2 separate regions of the Homo sapiens genome follow, and region 2 is linked to region 1. Evidence: read pairs that join two places in POLR2A ChIA-PET (ENCODE). Cell type or tissue: endothelial cell of umbilical vein. All regions are shown on one strand. Each heading gives the region's core, and the rest is flanking DNA. Links, peaks and the distances in the headings are about the cores only.

Region 1 (10,510 bases), core at 1,341-9,340:
AAATTCATGTTAATGAAACAAATAGATATAACATGTGATATGGTGGTAAAATCTCTGAAGAAAAAGAAAAACAAAGCAGGGTAGGTGGTAGAGAGTGACAAAAAGGAATGAAAATTGGGAAACCTTCCTTTTACCGTTTTCTACTTTCCATCTCTTTTATGAATTGAATATTTAAAAAACTGTAGAGTTGGTCTATTTATGTGTTAGGAGCTGAGATGAAAGCTGAAGAGGAATGTTGAAGAGAAATGATATGCTTGTTGAAAGAAATATTATTTATGGTATGCATGTCTCATTGGTTAAAGAAAGAGAGCTCAGAGACTGAATATACAAACTGTCAATGACTAAATCATATATAAAGATAGAACTTTGACCCACAACCTGCAACAACCTGCTCAGGAAACCAACCCATTGTCTACAATAACCAGCTCAGGAAGCCAGCCTAAGTCAGGCTTGTAGGAAGTCAGGCCACTACCTCCAGTGGTAACCAAACAATAACCTCTGTAACAACTGGCCCAAAGTAACCAGGACTGGCATAATAACTGAGAGCTTTCCTAATTTTTGTCCCTGCTTCCAACTTAGGACCAACCAGAGAAAGCCCAATATACACCCCTAACCCATCATATAAGATGCCCAACTACTAGTTAGTTCACCTGCAGCTTCCCCAGGCCAATAGCTCCAATCAGGACATACCTGAAGCTTCTCCTTTTTTCACTATACAGTTTTTCGACTCCTCTGCCTGCCTTTGCATCTCTGCCAAAACACAAGTGATGGTAGCCAACTCCCTTGCCATAGTAAGCTCTAATAAATAACCTTTGCTTTTCTCATTTTGTTGGTCTTCATTTTTTTTTCCCACAGAGCTTACTTACAGGAAATTCCAGGAGAGGGGCCACACTAGCAAACAGCTGGAGCACAAAGGGCTTCCGGTGTAGAATATAGAACTGGTGACAGGCAAATTCGATGGCTTGACGCAGCTGGGGATTGCTTTCATAGTCGGAGTACACCTATGGAAAAATGCCAGATATTCAAAAAATGCCTTAATGAAGTATCAAAGTTGTACTCGCTTTTAAAACTCATGGTCATGGGAAGCTTGGAGGGAAATGGCTAACTTTGTAAACTGGTAGAGAGGAATGTAAAATGGCATAAACTTTCTCTAGATAAATTTAGTAACACACCTCAAAATGCTGAAAATCTAAACATACTTTCTTTCCAGGAAGTTTGTGACTAGGAATTTATCTCAAGGAAAGGACTAGACACATGTATAAACATGCATACATAAGAAGGCCTGCTGCAAGACTGGCTATAACAGTGGAAAATATGAGACAAATTATTCATAAATATATCTTGGTTAAGTGAATTATGGTATATACAAATCATAGAATGCTGTGCAGTAATTTTAAAAATGCTGTAAGGCTAAATATAGCTATATAAAATGCCTATGATATTCTTAGTGTTATATGAAAAAACTAGGTTACAAACTTGAAAATATATAATTCTGGAGTGTGTGTGTGTGTGTGTGTGTGTGTGTAGGAAAGAGTGCCAGGATTTGTAAGTATAAACAATGATTACCTGGGAGAAAGGATTTTAAGTGAGCCTTATCTTTTCTTTAAACTTTCTCCATCTTTTGAATTTTGTAATGAACATAATCGCTTTTGGTAATCAGTAAAAAAAAAATACTTACTAAAAAAATAGAGAAAATTGCAACTATCTAAAAATGAGGAAGAGAGTCCTGTGATAGTAACTTTCTTGCCCCCATAGGTTGAGCAAACTTAACTTTGTATGTGTTGTGATCATAATTTTTATCAAAACTTCCTCAAAAATAGAGAACTAGGATGAGCCCCTGGGCCCTGCCTGATTTTATTTAGTACTCCTAAATGTAGCCAGCTATACATTAGACACGAGTAAATAAAAATTGTTCCTGCTAAATTACCTTCTCCAATCCCAACACACCACATTTACTGGGAATGAAAATCTCTATTCAGTTAGAGGTCAGGGAATCTCTCGGGAGAAACATCAGCTAAACACTTGCCATACATGTGACTCAAGAACAGAAGTTCTCAAACTTTCTAGGGCAGTGGTCCCCAACCTTTTTGGCATCAGGGACTGGTTTCATGGAAGACAATTTTTTCATGGACCAGGGTGAGTGCGGGGGATGGTTTCGGAATGAAACTGTTCCACCTCAGATCATCAGGCATTAGATTCAGGAGCATGGAACCTAGATCCCTTGCATGCACAGTTCACAATAGGGTTCCAGCTCCTATGAAAATCTAGGGGTGGGGGTTCCTTACAGGCCACAGACCAGTACTGGTCCCTGGCCCGGAGGTAGAGGATTCCTGTTCTAGGGCATCAAAACCATTTGAAGGTCTTGTTAAAAACACAAACTACTGGGCCCTGATCCCTGAGTTTCTGATTCAGTAGACCTGGATGGGCTCCAAGAATGTGCATTTCTCTTTCTTTAAAACTTTTTTTTGTTTTAGAGATGTGGTCTTGCTGTGTTCCCCAAGCTAGTCTTAAGCTCCTCACTTCAAGAGATTCTCCCACCTTGGCCTCCCAAAGTGCTGGCATTACAGGCGTGAGCCACCACACCTGACCAGAATGTACATTTCCAACAAGTTTCCAGTTGATGCTGATGCTGCTGGCCCAGGGACTACAACTTAAGAACCACTGTCCTAGACGAAATGGGAAAGCATATCCCAAGTCTGGGGCTCTCAGAGTAGAAAGGAACATTGTGAACTCTTGCAAATTTATGGGGGGATTTCATTTGTTGCCTTCTGTTGTCACAAAAGAAGATGATAACACCATCATTAAAAAGTTTCAGTATAGATCTAGTTGAACGGCTAGATATGAGCAGTACTCATGTTAATTTTCTGGTTGGGAGAGGAGGTTCTGGGCACCTGCAGCATGGTGGGGAGAATCCACTGGTAGCCGCTGAGAGAGAAGAGGTGGTTGAAGTGCACCGCGGTGTTGATGACGGTGGCAGCATACTGCCTGAGCAGGGCACTGTCTTCCGGGTGGAGGATCAGAGCCCCGTTAAAAACGTTGAGGAAAAGCATGATTTCGTCTCCCCATGGAAACTCGCTCGGCATGCCCAGGAACATTTCCTCCAGCAGCTGGATCCACAAGCTTTTCTGAAGAGTGTCGAGGCCAAACAGTTCCTTTCCAGCTGTGAGAACATGAAACAGCAGAGACAGAATTAGCCCCACACCAATCCTGTCAGCATGAGAGGTGATCAAACCCAAGGCGCTGCTGTTCTCCGTTTGTTCCAGCTCCAGGATGTGAAGATCTACTGCTGAAATGTTTTCCAGCACAATATTACTGGCCTTGATACAGCACTTCCTTTTCTCCATGAACTTTCATCATCACCTCTTTAACTAACTGTGGGTAAGGCAGAGCAGGCATTGGCAGTGTTTTACTGCTAAATAAACATCTGTTGGAGAAAAATAAATTATTTCAGCTAGAAAATAGCAGGGATGGGACTACTGCTTGGTCTTTTAATTAATGGTCAGAGGCTAGAGCTCTATCTACTGCTGAAGCTGAAGCGTTTTGTTTTTTGTTTTTTGTTTTTTTGAGATGGAGTCTCGCTCTGTCGTTCTGTCTGGAGTGCAATGGCGCAATCTCGGCTCACTGCAACCTCCATCTCCTGGGTTCATGTGATTCTCATGCTTCAGACCCCTGAGTAGCTGGGATTACAGGCACCCGCCACCATGCCCAGCTAATTTTTTTTGTATTTTTAGTAGAGACAGGGTTTCGCCATGTTGGCCAGGGTAGTCTCAAACTCCTGACCTCAAGTGATCTGCCTCCCTGGGCCTCCCAAAGGCCTGGGATTACAGGCATGAGTCACCTTGCCCAGCCTGTCTGAAGCTTCTGGATGAGGGCGATAAAACATAGAGATGCTAATTTAAGTAAATTGTCTCAAATTAATAACTGAGTAACAGAGCGAGGCTCCAAAGTGGGTCTCCTTCTGTGTCTCTCTTTCTCTCAATTGAGGTATTATTTAGAGTAAAATGCACAGATCTTTAGAGTTCATTGAATTTTGACAAAAATATGCACTATGCACTCATGTAGACAACATTCCATCAATATACAGACCATTTTCATCACCCTTCTGCCCCTTTCCAGGAAATTCATTCCCTCCAAATCCAGAGGCAACCACCATTCTGATTTCTGTCATTCTAGATGAATTTTGCCTCTTTTTGAACTTCACACAAATACCCGGTCTTTGTTTAGTCAAGTATTCTCATACCCTAACAACACCATCCTACCCACGCTTCAACTGCTGATGACTAGCTTAGAGCAGTGGTTCTCAAAATGTGGTGCTTGGGATAGCAGCATCAGCATCACCTGAGAACTTAATAGAAATGCAAACTCTTGAGCCCCATCCTGAAACCCGGAGGTGGAGCGTGGGGCCCCGCAATCTGTGTTTCAACAAGTCCTTCAGGGGTCTCTTGTGCACACTCAGGTCTGAGAAGCACTGGTTTTACAGCACTGTCTGCTGATTCAGATGCTCTCCATTTGAGAACAAAACAAGTGCGTTTAGGAGATATACCTAATGCTAAATGACGAGTTAATGGGTGCAGCACACCAACATGGCACATGTATACATATGTAACAAACCTGCACGTTGAGCACATGTACCCTAAAACTTAAAGTATAATAATAATAAAATTTTAAAAAAAAACAACAAGTGTGTTAGAAAAAGCCCCAGAGAGGCAATGTTTCTTTGTTTGATACCTTGAGGATCACTGAAGAGTGAAAACTCAGCATCAATAGCACTACGAGGGAATGAGGGCAGGCGGAGGAGGTCTTCCTGAAGCATGGAGACGTGGGACTGTTTGTGGGCTGTGGGGATCTTCTGGGTTAGGGAGATGAGAAACAACACCCGCCCTACTTCTTCCAGCTTTCGGGTGAACACCTGGAGAAAACAAAAGCAGGAGCAGACAAAAAGGAGTATTAGAAACTCCAGATTTATAGACTGAAAAAACTAAAGGAAAACCTTTAATGGCAAACTGGGTTGATAAAGTCGGAAAAGGGGAAAAAGTGAAATGAGGGAGACATGTGTTTTTATCCTTTACCACAAGCAAGAGCAAACAATTCTCAATTGCCTCTTACTTCCTTCTGCCTGCTTTACAGAAGGAAATGTTCCTTATGGAGTTTTAGGCTGGAGAGGAGCATAAGGCAAGCATTGTCAAGATTAGTTCAATATTAAATAGAGCCCATTTGTTTGGATGCTATAATATGGAAGACCTTCACTAACAGGGTCAGTGAGTCAGTCAGTTCCATTGCCACCAATGCCTGAAGCTGTTTCCTGGGAGTTCCGGGTTTGTCTTTAAAAAAACAAAGACTGATGTGAGATCCAGGAAAACCCTATCTTGGGACAGAAGCTCATAGGTCCTTGATTGGTGCTCTGAGTTTAGAGGGCATACACATGGGGCTCTTGGTTCTTAGGTCCTTTTCTCTTGATGATTAGGAAGTTTATATGCAGTGAGTAGCTACTGAGGAAACTTCTGAGCCAGACTCATAGGCCTCCATGTTATAATCTCCCTGAGGAACTTAGAAGTCTTAAGGCTCTAACTTGAAGTGTACATCAGAGCAAGAACTCCATTTGATGGCATTCTTTGAAAACTTGTTCTTAAACATGATGAATAGACACACACACACACACACACACACACAGAGAGAGAGAGAGAGAGAGAGAGAGAGAGAGAGACAGAGACTAGGCAAGCACCATTATTGATTAGGGTTTCAATTATCTTACCCCAAAATCATGGGCTGGGGTAATTTGAGGAGAATTGTTTTAGGAATTGTTTATATTTAAGATCTAATAGTTTTGCCCAACATCTCACACCTTGCAACACATTTAGTATTTTCTTTCTTTTAAATAGAATGTCGGTAGTTAATTGTAGCTATATTTTTAATTACTTAAGTGGTCTAATTCTATGCGATGCTCACCCATTTCATGAAGATATTTTTGGATATTTTGAAGGCAAATTATTATCCTTGATATGTACAGAAAATTGAAATGATCAAGTATCCTGAAATTCTTTAAAGATTTTATTTAAAAATGAATGTAATAAATATGCAATATTAAAATTGTATCATTTTTAGAATTGTGTACTAAAGCTATATTTTGCATGCAGAATAGTGACTTTCCTTAAGCTCAAAGTTTGATTTGAGATTAAATGTGAATATTATTCTGTTCTTCAACCTTAAACCTAAGTACAGCTGCTAGACTATATCTCTTCCTGTTTCAAGAGAAATTAATAACATGCCCAAGGTCAGATCCCTGGTCAGAGGCAGAACTGGGATGAAGTCCAAATCTTTGAACTTTAGTTTAATGCTTTTTTTTTCAAGCATACTAGAGTGACCCCTTTTACTGTGTAGCCAGCTAGTGTAAACCACTGGGATAATTTACATAGCTACATTATGTGTATTTCCAATCCAATTTTACAGAAATGTGAAATGAAAATCTACATATAGAAAATAATAGGTAAATAATTAGGAGATTTCTATTATTTATACTCAATAATTCATCATTACACTACTCCAAGTGAGTGTTTCTTACTACCTTTAAGCAATGATCCAATTTGTAAATCTTACACTATTTAGGGGAATAATTTGTTGAGTGAGGGCCAACTACTGTCTCCAGAGAGGGTCAAAATGGAATCATAAAATCTCAAAGTTGGCAAAGTATGAACAGATATCTACTCCAACAACATGACAAAACCATGGAATAAAACTGACGTGGTCTGTCACCTGTTTCTGAATGAGCTCCTGTCCCTTCTCTGGATGCATATGTACAAGATTCAGCTGGGGAGATACTGACCTCCGGAAAGGATAAATATCTCGAACATAGGTCTGTGTGGATTACATAAAGAGACAAAAAAAAGAGTTCAAAAGATTAAACATCTTTTCTCATTTCTTCTTTACCCAAAGATCTAAGCACTAGGATGCTATGCCAGGAGAAAAGCAGCTAAAGGCAATGTACTAAACAACACTCTGGAAGATCACTGTAAAGTGATGTCAGCGAGCATCCTGAGGCCCTTCTGCTCATTAGATCAGATCAGCATGGTCTTGTTTAACATGGTAGAAAAGAGATGCAAAACAGCATTCAAATTCCAAATAGACACACACAGGTATTATACGGGCAACGTAATTTTTCATGTAATAATGATCAATACCTAAGTGTCTTATCTAGCTTATCTCATTTAACTATTACAACTGCTCTAGCATGGATACCATTATCATTACCTTCATTTTACACACAAGAAAACCAAAGGGTAGAAAGGTGAAGTCGCCAGTCAAAAGCCCCATTGATAGTAAGATGGTGTGACCCAGGTGGCCATACTATTACCTTCTAAACAGCGATGCCTCCCTGACTGTGAGCCACCCTCAGGTAGGCATGATAAGCCTTTGGCACAACTCAACGGGGATGTCACTACTGGTGTCTCACCTTATTGTAGTGGATAAGGTTCCATCGTTTATCCATAAGAAAATAATGTGTTGACTGGGATTCTGGGATATTAAAAAACTCCAGACACTCCTAGAACAATAGCAACAAATTTTAATAAATGTTTATCAGGAAGATATTATGTGCTAGGTAGTAAGGTGACAGATACAAATTTTGAAAAAACAAGGTAACCTCTTACGAGAATTATCTGTATATATTGATGTCTTATGTAAACTGTATACGTTAGATATGTGTGTGTGTATATGTGTATACACATACACACACACATATATATATACACATATATATACACACATACCATGGCTGCATATATACCCACACAGAGCTATCCAAAGAATGGTACGATAAAGACTGATAATGTGATATGGACCATCTGATCTCATAGTGCCCAAAGATGTACAATTATAATTCAGACTGAGTGATGGACTGTGGAGGAACAGTGGCACCTACTGGTCTCAGCATCAGGAAGAAAGCATGTTTGAGAAACACTTAAGAATAATATAAACTATCATGCACTGTGCACATTATATACTATATACTAGGCATAGATAACTTGTATAACCTGAACTAGTATCTCAGTACTGTTGAAAATGAAACTGAGACTAGAGAAGTCTTATCACTTGATTTAGGTCACACTGGTTGTGGTGAAGGCAGCGTTTGAATATACTCTGTTTGCCTTCCTGCTATCCTACCATTCATCGTGAGTATAAAAATGGAGTATTTGTTGAAGTTGGGCCTTAGAAATTCTCTGGAGATGTCTGAATGAGGACAAAAGGAGTAGTAATGTCCCTTTCTACTGAAATAAGATGCACGAGTTTGGAAAAGTTGATTTTTTTTCCAAAGGTCTCTTCTACTTACATCTGGGCCCAGAACTATGTTCCTGAAAATCAGATTACTAAAAGTTTACTGACTAAAGTCAGTAGAAGTGGGGAAAATTATGGAAGGAAATAGCATAAGGAAATAATAGTGGGGCAGATTTTAGAAGAGTAAAGAAATGCATACATCCATTTAAAGACAGAAAAATGCCATTTTATTCTAAAATGGATCTTCAGTGAGGTGGCCATAGCATTGTCCTTAAAAATTGTTTCTGTTAAAAGTCATTCCTACCTTCAACAGGGCTTCAAATTGAGTGTCTTCATGGACTGGTAACTGGGTTGGGATATCGCACTCATTCTGTCCATGAACTACCAAGGTTTTAGTACCTACAGATGATAAAAATAATAACAAACTGACTTTTACTATAGAAAATTTGTATTTTAAAGCATAAAATATTAAAATATTATCAATAAGCTGATGTTTTTACTGTTAATTACAATTCTTAATTCATAGTTACATATATATTTTATTTATTTTTAACCTGGAAATTTAAGATTAATATACATATATTTTAAATATATTCACTTATTAAAAGTGATAGGTATGGAGTTCCCAATACTTTTAAAAAATTTTTATTTTTAGTAGAGACGAGGTTTCGCCATGTTGTCCAAGCTGGTCTCAAACTCCTGACCTCAAGCAATCCACCTGCCTCGGCCTCCCAAAGTGCGGAGATTACAGGAGTGAGCCACCGCGCTAGGCCAAGTTCTCAATACTTCTACCTGTCTTTTACATGCATAATTGTATTTAAATCTCATAGCCACCCCATGATGTGGGTGTTATGATTTTTTATCTTACAAATGAGGAAAAAGAGAAATGGAATAACTTAAGAGACATATTTATTTAGTGGAAGAGTTAGAATTCAAACCTCAAGCATTTCAACAAGTAGTACATCCCTGTTTTCTAGATGAGGTGACCAGGCAATAAAAGTTAAGAAAATATAAACAGGGATATTAGCAAAACCAAAACATGTACTTGAAATGTAGCTGAAAGCTACATTTTCTGTATTCTTCTTGGCTGATGGAGACAATATTTATTCTACTTCATTCATTAATTACAAATCTTTGTGAACATTATGATATACCTCAATTTTTAGTGAGTTGTTTTTAAGTATGTTAAAAATAGGAGTTTCTTTGCTGTAATAAAAACTGATCACTTTTTTTGGATAATCTACAGAACCTATACATACACAATTCCCATTCATCGAATGCTTATCATGAGCCAGGTATGGCAGCAAGTATTTCACATATCTCAACTCATTTATTCCTCACAATTGTGAAGTATGAATTATATCCCTATTTTATACACAAAGAAAGAAAGCTTTGAGAAATAATGTACTTCTTCACAGTTAATACTAGTTATGTGACTAATAAATGACAGTGCTATGATTTAAACACAGGCTTTTTTGCTGCGAGAACCTGTGTTCTCATCTCTACATAATTCTGTCTTTCACTTCTATTTCAATACATGTATCATCTCAAATTTTCTTAGTCACTGCACAAGGATAAAGAATTGTCCAAATCTTTGTCTTAAGGCAAAACAAGCTATCCGAAGTGAAAAGGAACCGTATCTTGAGTTTACATCACGCTTCATGTTCTTTTGTAATGCTCCTTCTTCCTGCTTTCCCCTTTTCCAATTTTTCATAAAGCCCTCACTCATGGAGTTTACAAAAGACTGGAGTCCATGCCATACAAACAATATTATTCTTGCACTGCCAAAAATTCACTCAAACAAGCTTTCAGTTCAGCTGGCTCTCTGCAATAGACTTAAATAAATCTTCAACCTTGGCAGCCCTTCAAGGACTGATTCATGCGGATCTCAGTTCTGAGTCTCCCTTTTCAGCTGGCAACCGCTGACTTTTTAAAGGGTCTATTGTATTTCCTCTGATTATATTAAACAAAAATTCTTTGAAGCACTCAATACTGGGGGTTAGAACTCTGAAAATTTTCTCATGAATGAAAGAGACTCTTAGTCTTTCAAAGGGCTATTTATAATTTTTTTTTAAAGTTATGTTACTAAAAAGTAGTAGTGGCTTACCTGGCATTGAAGCGGTCACCAGGAGCTTCACCTCACACTGCTCCTTCTTCATCGTCTGCTTGAGATCCTTGAAGAAGAGGCCCTCCACGTAACCCACCACCTCCCACAGGAATGTCAGGGTGGCTGAAATGGCAT
Region 2 (10,510 bases), core at 1,300-9,299, 130 kb before region 1:
ATTTTCATCATACACAAAAAGAATTTTGTGTAAATAGTTAAAATACTGTAATTGACATGAATTATTGTTTTACAATGAGCAATTACATTACACTAGTAAACTCATGAGCATTTTCTAACTTATGGTATATTTGTTTTGCAGGAGAAAATAGATGTAAAGATGGTTTTCACAACTTGAATATGTAATTTCCCGTTAATACAAAATATTTTACCAATTGTTACCACAAAATTGGTTAAAATTAATACTTTTCTGTCATAATAGATCAAGGCAATTTACATTTAGTTTTCTTTGTCTTTTTTGTTTGTTTTGTTTTGTTTTATTCCCTTCCCACGCCCTAATTATTTCATGGCATTTCAGTGCATCAGAGAATTTAGATGAGCTGTCTTCCTCCAGTAGCTGGTTACTTAACCAGAAGCACAGTAAGAAAAAGAGAAAAGACAGGACAAGACTGAAATCTTCATCCTTGACTTTCATGAGTACATCAGCCCGAACAAGGCCACTTCAGAGTTTCCACAAACGAAAACTGTACAGATTGAGCCCTACTTTTTATTGGACTCCACAGGTAAGGCTGCCTTTGGGAAGAAAACATGATCAAAGATTCACCATCAGCATATTTCATGCATGAGAAGATGTAGATTGTTATTTAGCATAACACTTATTTTGAATAATTACATGTAGAAAACTTACAAATATAGTTTAAAAATGATATAGTAGATATTAATAATACTAAAGTGGGCTTTAGTAATTTTTTAAACATTGCAAGCAGTGTACTCTGAAACTTCTCACATCCCCAGTTTTTTTAAAGATCTATTATGCCTAAACTAATTTGAGAGAAAATGAAATGTCAAGATGATTTTTAAAATGTACTGTCAAAGATAAGAGGGTAACACAAATGTACTACATATTTGTCCATAAATGTTTGCTCAGAAGAAGAAAATCTGCACAGCTGTCAGTTATTTTGGAAGAAGTAACGTTGCTTTCCTTTTTAGGTTTGATATTTATTAATCTTGTTGAGTGCTCCTTTTCCTTCTTCTAGAACATAAGCAATACAGTTTTAGATGCTCATGCTTACAATTTTTACAAATTAAGTATACTTCATTAGAAACATTCATTTTGTAAAACATATTTTTCATGTGTGAACAAAATAATGGGTATACTTCCTTTAGTGTACTTCTAAACCAGCTGTGATGAAAAGCAAAATAAGTTATCTCTAGTTCTTGCTGGATATGCTTCCCCCTGACAATTAACGTTAGATTTCTTAATATATCAAAGGAAAGAAATTATTGATACTACTATTTAATATTGTTTCTGATTATCATTACGTTATCTATTTAAATATGTTTATTAAAATAAAGATGCTTTGTTTTATTAGGAAACAATTTTAAGCTCTTTTATCAGGGTCCAGTTATAAATAGGAATGTGGATTCTGACAAATTAGCTTTCATTGAAAGACTTTTCCTGCCCGGCACGGTGGCTTATTCCTGTAATCCCAGTACTTTGGGAGGCCAAGGCAGAGGGATCACTTGAGGTCAAGAGTTCGAGACTGGCCTGGCCAACATGGCGAAACCCCATCTCTACTAAAAATACAAAAATTAGCCCAGCGTGAAAAATACAAAAATTTGCCCAGCGTGGTGGCGGTGCCTGTAATCCCATCCACTAGGGAGGCTGAGGCAGTAAATCTGATTCCAAAGCCCATGTTCTTTTTATAAACATTTATAGCAACAAAAATAAACCAAACCTTTTGTGAGCCAGAAGTCAGTAAAGACAGTATATTTCAGGGTTTATAAGGTTAGAGGTATTAGGAAATATATAGAAAAGATGGGTTTTGAAAGACAAGCAGAGTTTTGAAGGTTATGGTGAAGAGAAAGAAAGGATTTTAAGTGAATAATTGGAACAAAGATGAAAAAAGTGATGGAGAATAGCAAATTCTGTTACCCTCAGCTTATCTCCCATATTGTCACCCCAATAATTATTTACCTTTCTAAACTTAATTTAAATGTCATTTCTCTCAGGAAGCCTTCCTTGACATGCCCAGAATGGTATATATATTGTTATAGCACCCTGTTTTAACCTTGCTGAGCTGGAATTTATTATACTATTTTATAATCATTTCTTTTCTGACTTTTCAGAAAAAAGTGTGTTATGTTTTCAGAGAATAGGGGCTGTATCTTTTTATTTCCAGATCTGCAGGGCCTTGAAGAGTACCTGTCTGATAGAATGTGCTCAGTAAATAATTGTTTAATGTGTTAAAGAATTAACGAAGTGGAACATAGGAAAATATTTAAAAGGCAATAGAGAATTGGAACTGTGTGTGTGTGTGTGTGTGTGTGTGTGTGTGTTTGTGTGTTTCCTAGATTTGCCTACTGCAGTGGTCTAGAATAGTGATATTCCATATCCCATAGAACTTTCTTTTTTTTCTTTATGGAAAGTCTTGAGAACCATAGAACTTTCTGTAATGATTCAAATGCTCTATAAATCTATACTGTCCAATATGGTAGCTCCTAGACACATGTAGCTATTGAGCACATGAAACATGGCTTATGTAATTGAGGAACTGAGTTTTTTTTTTCTTTTCCATTTTTTTTTTTAGACATCTCGCTATGTTGCCCAGGCTGGTCTTGAACTCCTGGGCTCAAGTGATCCTCCTGCCTTAGCCTCCCAAAGTGCTGGGATTACAGGTGTGAGCTACTGTGCCCATCCTGAATATTTAATTTATTTTGTTTTTATTTTAATTTAAGTAGCCACACATGGGTAATTGCTACCAAACTGGACAGCACAGATGTAGACTCAGACTTATCCTGATAAGTAATCAGTATGTCTGGAACTCATATTTTGTTTTCTAATACCATTTCCTACTAAAAGGAATCGGGGATTTCTGGAGAAATGGCTGGTCTCCAGGGCTGGGGAAGAAAAGGTATGATTATCCTGGAACATCGTAATGTTAACAGAAAGCAAGGAAGTGTTTAAAAAAATGATAAAGACATGTTGAAAGAACACAGAAGCTAGCTTGAAGAGGCCCCTAGTGGCCAAATCTAGGACTATTTGGCATCAAAATAAATAAGGACAATATTGAACCATTGAAAAAATAGGAACTCATGAGTCCATACTGATGATAGATAAATTGGTGAAAAGGAAAACTTTTCCATATGCTAGGATGCTGATTAATAAATGTGGAATAAACAGTCAAATTAGAGAATCATTTTGCAATCATCATAGTAAAGATTGATTGGACAAGAATCATTAATGGGTATAACTCTGGGGTCAGGATTGAGGAGAGGTTTGATGAGGAACAAGATTTGCATGATCTTAAAGCAGGGGTCCCCAGTCCCCTGGTCACAGACCAGTACTGGTCCGTGGCATGTTAGAAATAGGTCACACAGCAGGAGGTGAGCAGCAGCTGAGCGAGCATTACCGCCTGAGCTCTGCCTCCTGTCAGATCAGTGGCGGGAACTCACGGGAACTCAAACCCTATTGTGAACTGTGCATCTGAGGTATGTAGGTTGTGTGCTCCTTATGAGAATCTAAAGCCTGATGATTTGAAGTGGAACAGTTTCATCCTGAAACCATCTCCCCATCTCCTACACCCCCAATCTCCTGTCTGTGGAAAAATTGCTTTACATGAAACTGGTCCCTGTTGCCAAAAAAGTTGGGGACTGCTGTCTTAAAGTGCCTCCTGCCAGTTGCCAGGGGGCATATAGTAACTATATATACAGAAACAAACAATACTTTGCCTGAGTGATCAAAACTACTGTCACCTGTGAGGGAGGATAACACTGTGTAGTATTCTGACTAGAAATGTATAACCTGAATTTAATCATGAGTAAATATCAGACAAAGCCAAAATCAGACATACAGTATTAAAAAACAACTGGCCAGTATTCTTTTAAAAATGTCAATGTCATGAAAGCCAAGAAAGGCTAAGGACTTGTTTTAGATTGAAAGAGACACTAAAAAGATACATGACAACTAAATGAATATATGATCTAGAGCAGAATTCTTTTCAAGGGAAAAAAAATTATTGGGACAATTGAGGAAACTAGACTATTGATGGTAGATTAGACAAAATATTTTATTAATGTTGAATTCCCTGAATATTATTGTTTTTGCAGTTATGTAAGAAAATATCCTTATTCTATGAAATACACATTGAAATATTAAGGGTAAAATGGCTAAGGCATCCATTGTATATAATAAATAAACTTCCCTTCTGGAATGGTACCAGCCATGTGCAACCAAAAAGAGAGGGGAGTGAAATATTTAAAATATTGAAAAGCAAAAACAAACGCTGTAGTGGGCAGAATTGTGTCTCCCCACCACCACCCTGAAAGATATGTCTATGTCCTAACTCCTGGTTCCTAGGAATGTAACTGTTATGGGTTGAACTGTGTCCCTAAGAACTCTTATATTGACGTTCTAACAGCTAGCACCTTAGAATATGACCTAATTTGGAAATTGGGTCATTAAAGATGCAATTAGTTAAGATGAAGTAATCAGGGTGGGCCCTAATCCAATATGACTGATGTCCTTATAAAAAGGGGTAACTTTGGTCGGGCATGGCAGCTCATGCCTGTAATCCCAACACTTTGGGAGGCCGAGGGGGGTGGATCACCTGAGGTCAGGAGTTTGAAACCAGCCTGGCCAACATGGCAAAATCCCGTCTCTACTAAAAAATACAAAAATTAGCCAGGCATCATGGTTTGTGCCTGTAGTCCCAGCTACTTAGGAGGCTGAAGCATGAGAATCGCTTGAACCTGAGACGCGGAGGTTGCAGCGAGCTGAGATCATGCCACTGCACTCCAGCCTGGGTGACAGAGTGAGACTCTGTCTCTAAATAAATAATTAAAAAAATAAAAATGAAAAGGGGGAATTTAGACACAGATGCATGCATACAGGATGAATGCCACATAAACATGAAAGTTGAGGTCAGAATGACACTTCTACAAGCCAAGGAACACCAAAGATTGGTGTTACTCTGTTGCCCAGGCTGGAGTGCACTGGCACAATCTCAGCTCACTGCAACCTCCGCCTCCCGGGTTCAAGCAGTTTTCCTGCCTCAGCCTCCCAAGTAGCTGGGATTACAGGTGCCCGCCACCACACCCGGCTAATTTTGGTATTTTTAGTAGAGATGAGGTTTCACCATGTTGGCCAGGCTGGTCTCAAACTTCTGACCTCGTGATCCACCCGCCTCAGCCTCCCAAAGTGCTGGGATTACAGGCGTGAGCCACTGCACCCGGCTACATATGTTTTATTTAAAAAAATTTTTATTGTGGTAAAATACATATTACATATACATATAACAGAGCAAACACCAGAAGATAGAGGATAGGCCTAGCAGAGTCTTCCTCTTAGTCCTTAAAAGAAACCAATCCTGCTGACATCTTGATTTGACTTCCAGCCTCCAGAACTGTTATTTCAGCCACTCAGTTGTGGCATTTTGTTATGACACACCTAGCAAACTAATACAGTGGACATTTTTGTTAGTAAGGTCTTTGTAGTTGCAATTAAGGATCCTGAAATGAGATCATTTTGAATTTAGAATGGGTCCTAAATCCAGTGATTGGCGTCCTTATAAGAGAAAGGAGAGGGCTGGGCGCAGTGGCTCACGCCTGTAATCCCAGCACTTTGGGAGGCCGAGGCGGGCGGATCACGAGGTCAGGAGATCTAGACCATCCTGGCTAACATGGTGAAACCCCATCTCTACTAAAAAATACAAAAAATTAGCTGGGCGTTGTGGCGGGCGCCTGTAGTCCCAGCTACTCGGGGGCTGAGGCAGGAGAATGGCATGAACCCGGGAGGCGGAGCTTGCAGTGAGCGGAGATCGCGCCACTGCACTCCAGCCTGGGTGACAGATTGAGACTCCATCTCAAAAAAAAAAAAAAAAAAAAAAAAGAACGGAGAAAGAGATTTGAGACACAGAGAAGGCTATATGAAGATGAAGGCAGAGATTTGAGTTATGCTTCCACAAGTTAAAGAATGTCAGGGGCCAAGCAGACACAGTGGCTCACGCCTGTAATCTCAGCACTTTGGGAGGCTGAGGAAGGCGGATCATTTGAGGTCAGGAGTTCCAAACCAGCCTGACCAACATGGTGAAACCCTGTCTCTACTAAAAATACAAAAGTTAGCCGGGTGTGGTGGCAGGTGCCTGTAATCCCAGCTACTCGGGAGGCTGAGACAGGAGAATTGCTTGAACCCAGAAAGCAGAGGTTACCGTGAGCAGAGATCCTACCACTGCACTCCAGCCTGGGTGACAGAGTGAGACTCTGTCTCAAAAAAAAAAAAAAAAAAAAAAAAAAAAAAAAAAAAAAAAAAAAAAAAAAAAAAAAAGAATGTCAGGGGCAATAAATAAATAAGTTAAAATCAAGGTGTTGGCAGAAAAAGTAAAATTTAAATTTAATTTAATTTTAAAAAAAGAATGCCAGGAGCCACAGAAACTGAATGAGTCAAGGAAGGATTCTCCCCTAGAGCCATCAGAGGGAGTGTAGCCCTGCCAACACATCAATTTCATACTTGTCCTTCACAACTATGAGAGAATTAATTTCTGTTGCTTTAAATCACTCACCTTATGGTAATTTATTATGGCAGTCCTAGGAAACTTATACAGAGTTTGGTGCCAGGAAGTAAGGTGCTGATGTAACAAATACTTAATGGTGGAAGTGGCTTTGGAACTGGGTAATGAGCAAAGGCTGGAAGAATTTTAAGGTCCATGATAGGGAAAAGCCTAGGTTTTGTGAGAGCTCAGAAGGAAATGAGGAAAATGAAAGACAAAGCTGCTGTTATCTTAGAGAATATGTATATCATCATGAACAGAATTTGCTAGAAACATGAATGTTAAAGGTGCCTTCAGTGAAGTTTCAGAAGGAAATGGGGGACACGTTATTAGAAACTGGAGGGAAGGCTATCCTTGTTATAAAGTGGCAGAAAACTTGGCTGAATTATATTCTACTGTGAGGTGGAAAATAGAACTTTTAAGCAATGAACTTGGATATTTAGCTGAGGAAATTTCCAAGTAAAGTGTAGGATTTGTTATCTGGTTTCTCCTTGCTTTTTAGAGTAGAATATGAGAGGAAAGAGATAAAGTGAGTAAGGAGCTGTTAGGTTAAAAGCAACCAGAGCTTTGATGATTTGGAAAATTCTCAGGCTATTACAAAAAGTGATATAGCTTGCTCTGGGGATTACCCAGAGCAGAGACAAACTTTTGCTGGGAAGGTTAGGTATGTAACTCATGGATCCAATCAATCATCTAAGCAGAAGCCAGGAACAGAGATAAGGTTATCCAGAAAGAATTTTGAGAGAACACTCCTGTCTTAATGACATGGATTCCCTTGACATATGTGAGAATCCCACAAAGATTTTGAGAATTTTATACCTGAAGCAACACTACCAGCTTAAACCAAAAGGGGCAAAGACGAGACAAAATGAAAAAGGTTGTCAGACCCCCAAAATTTTACAGGCAGGAAATGCACTGATAGAACAACTCAGTTGCAAACACTTATTACCCGCCAATAAAAAGGAAGGTAAATCAGACCTAAATGTGACAGGAAAACAATAAACTTCTAGAAGAAAACACAGGAGAATGTCTTCATGTCCTCGGGGTGGCTGACTTCTTAAACAGGATACAAATATCACTAATCAGAAAATACTGCTAATTTGGGCTTTGTTAATTATGAACTAATTTTCATCAAAGACAGCATTAAGACAATAGAGTACACACTGACTGAAGAGATTTGCATTCTCTGTGTGTGTGGGTGTGTATATATTCAACAAAGATTTTATATCCTGAATATATGTATATATTTTTAAATGGCTAAAAAAAACAAGAAAAAAGAGATAACTTAATTAAAAATAGGCATAAATACAGTTACATACTTTAAAATAGTAAAGTGGTAACTTTTGTTATATGTATTTTACCACAATAAATTTTTTAAATAAAAAATATGCAGCCGGGCGCGGTGGCTCACGCCTGTAATCCCAGCACTTTGGGAGTCTGAGGCAGATGGATCACGAGGTCAGGAGTTTGAGACCAGCCTGGCCAACATGGTGAAACCTCATCTCTACTAAAAATACAAAAATTAGCCGGGTGTGGTGGCAGGCGCCTGTAATCCCAGCTACTTGGGAGGCTGAGGCAGGAAAATTGCTTGAACCCAGGAGGCGGAGGTTGCAGTGAGCTGAGATTGTGCCACTGCACTCCAGCCTGGGCAACAGAGCAAGACTCCATCTCTAAATAAATAAATAAAAATAAAATAAAATAAAAATATGCATAAGACTTGAACAGATCTTTTGTAAAAGAGGATATCCAAATGGCCAATAAACATATGAAAATGTGTTTAAAATCATTGCTTATCAAGGAAATGCAATTAATACTACATCAATTTTTTTTTTTTTTTTTTTTTTTTTTTTGGAGACAGGGTCTCACTCTGTCACTCAGGCTGGAGTGCAGTGCAGTTAAGTGATCTCAGCTCACTGCAGCCTCAACCTCCAGGGCTCAAGCTCTCAAACAATACCCCCACCTCAGCCTCCGGAGTAGCTGAGATGACTGGCACATGCCCCCATGCCTGGCCAATTTTTCCTTTATATTTTTTGCAGAGATGGGGTTTCGTCATATTGCCCAGGCTGGTCTCAAACTTCTGAGCTCAAGTATCTGCCCACCTTGGCCTCTCAAAGTGCTGGGATTACAGGCGTGTACCACTGCACCCAGACTAACATACATCTATTCTTATAATCCAGCAATTCCACTCTTAGGAACTCATCCAGGAATAATGAATACATATACACACAAAGGCTCTCCGGAGAAAGAGAGCAATAGAATATATATAGATATATAAGAGAAGATTTATTATGGGAATTGGCTCACATGATTGATTATGGAGACCAAGAAGTTTCATAATATGCTGTCTGCCAGCTGGAGAACTAGGAAATCCAGTGGTGTAATTCAGTCCAAGGCTGGAGCCCTAGAACCAGGGGGAGGAGGATGCCTGGTATTAAGTCCTGGAGTCTAAAGGCCAGAGATCCAGGAGCACTGATGTCTCACTGAAGGCCAGAGAAGATGAATGTCCCAGCTTAAGAAGAAAGGGAATTTGCCCTTCCTCTGCCTTTTTGTTTTATTCGTGCTATCATCAGATTAGGTGAGGGTGATCTTCTCTACTCAGTCAACTGATTCAAATGTTAATCTGTTTGGAAAACACCCTCACAGACACACCTAGAAATAATGTTTTACCAGCTTTCTGGGCATCCATTCACCTAGTCAACCTGACACATAAAATTAACCATCACAGGGCTCATAACAGCTTTACTCATTAAAGCCCCAAATACAAAGTAATCTAAATGCCACCAGCAGAATTGTGGTATATTTATACAGCAATAAAAAGGATGGACTACTGATAAAACAACAAAGATGTATCTCCCAGACAATATGTTGAGTGAAAGAAGTGAGAACAGGCCTGGTGTGGTGGCCGATGCCTGTAATCCCAACACTTTGGGAAGGCTGATGGGGGAGGATCACTTGAGCCCAGGAGTTCAAGACCACCCTAGGCAACAAAGTGACACCGTGTAGGTTTTTGAGTTGGAAATGTGTCATACCCTTGGTGGTGGTTACCAGGGCATATACCTATGTAAAAATTCATTATGCTGTATATCTTTGCCATAGAAGTGGGCATGTGCCCCATGCTGCACATTCAGAGTAGCCTATCCCCGTTGTTTTGGCCATCTATTGTTGCATGACAGACTATCCCCAAACGTAGTGATTTAAAACCATTTTCTATTATCTTTCATGATTCTGTGGATTACCTAAGTAGTTATTCTTCAGCCTTGCCTAAGGTCTCTCCTACAGTTGTAGTAAGATTGTGACTGGGGTTAGCCATCTGGATGCTTGGATGGGCTGGAATAGCTGGGCTTCCTTCACTCTCTGTGCCTCCCAAAATGCAAATATAGAAGCTAGGAGTTCTTCTTAAGACTTAATCCTACAACTAGCACAGTGTTTTTCTGTTTAATTTATTAAAGTGATACAGTGTAGGATTTAATTTAGGAGGGACTATACAAGGGCAAGAATACTGGGAGTCATGGTTCATTGGGGCTGTAATTGAAAACTACTACAGTCCATCCTCTGGTTCCCTCTTTCATATGTAAAAACCATTGAACACCTTCCTTCCAAGACCCCTGATGTCTCAACCCATTATGGCATTAGGCTCAGGCTTGAAGTCTTGGAACTCATCATCAAGAATCATGTCCATGGCTGGGTGCAGTGGCTCAAATGCCTGTTATCCCAGCACTTTGGGAGACTGAGGCAGGTGGATCACCTGAGGTCAGGAGTTCGAGACCAGCCTGGCCAACATGGTGAAACCCCTACTCTTCTAAAAATACAAATATTAGCCGGGCGTGGTGGTGCGCATCTGTAATCCCAGCTACTTGGGAGGCTGAGGCAGGAGAATCCCTTGAACCTGGGAGGCGGAGGTTGCCGTGAGCCGAGATCATGCCACTGCACTCTAGCCTGGATGGCAGAGCAAAACTCTGTATC

What was found. Peaks named below come from ENCODE experiments on the same cell type or tissue, not always from the same donor. Only the 100,000 strongest peaks of a DNase experiment are listed, where the experiment ranks them.
Region 2: POLR2A ChIA-PET joins it to region 1 with 9 read pairs; 2 of 35 experiments call an interaction of 5 or more read pairs at or near these places.

Annotation. Positions count from the first base shown.
Region 1 is chr2:209,933,871-209,944,380 of GRCh38, reverse strand. UNC80 (unc-80 subunit of NALCN channel complex) reads right to left here. Exons shown (of 65, transcript NM_001371986.1): 39 at 10,376-10,510; 40 at 8,573-8,667; 41 at 7,448-7,537; 42 at 6,751-6,852; 43 at 4,729-4,909; 44 at 2,892-3,160; 45 at 867-1,001. Among named protein-coding and RNA genes, the nearest start is that of RPE, 64 kb to the left of the region's middle. In endothelial cell of umbilical vein, for the core only: no CTCF peak of the experiment used is centred there; a DNase peak (open chromatin) is centred at 6,290.
Region 2 is chr2:210,065,604-210,076,113 of GRCh38, reverse strand. It overlaps KANSL1L (KAT8 regulatory NSL complex subunit 1 like), which reads left to right. Exons shown (of 15, transcript NM_152519.4): 6 at 358-562. Among named protein-coding and RNA genes, the nearest start is that of KANSL1L-AS1, 41 kb to the right of the region's middle. In endothelial cell of umbilical vein, for the core only: a CTCF peak has its summit at 3,035 (motif pointing left); a DNase peak (open chromatin) is centred at 2,913.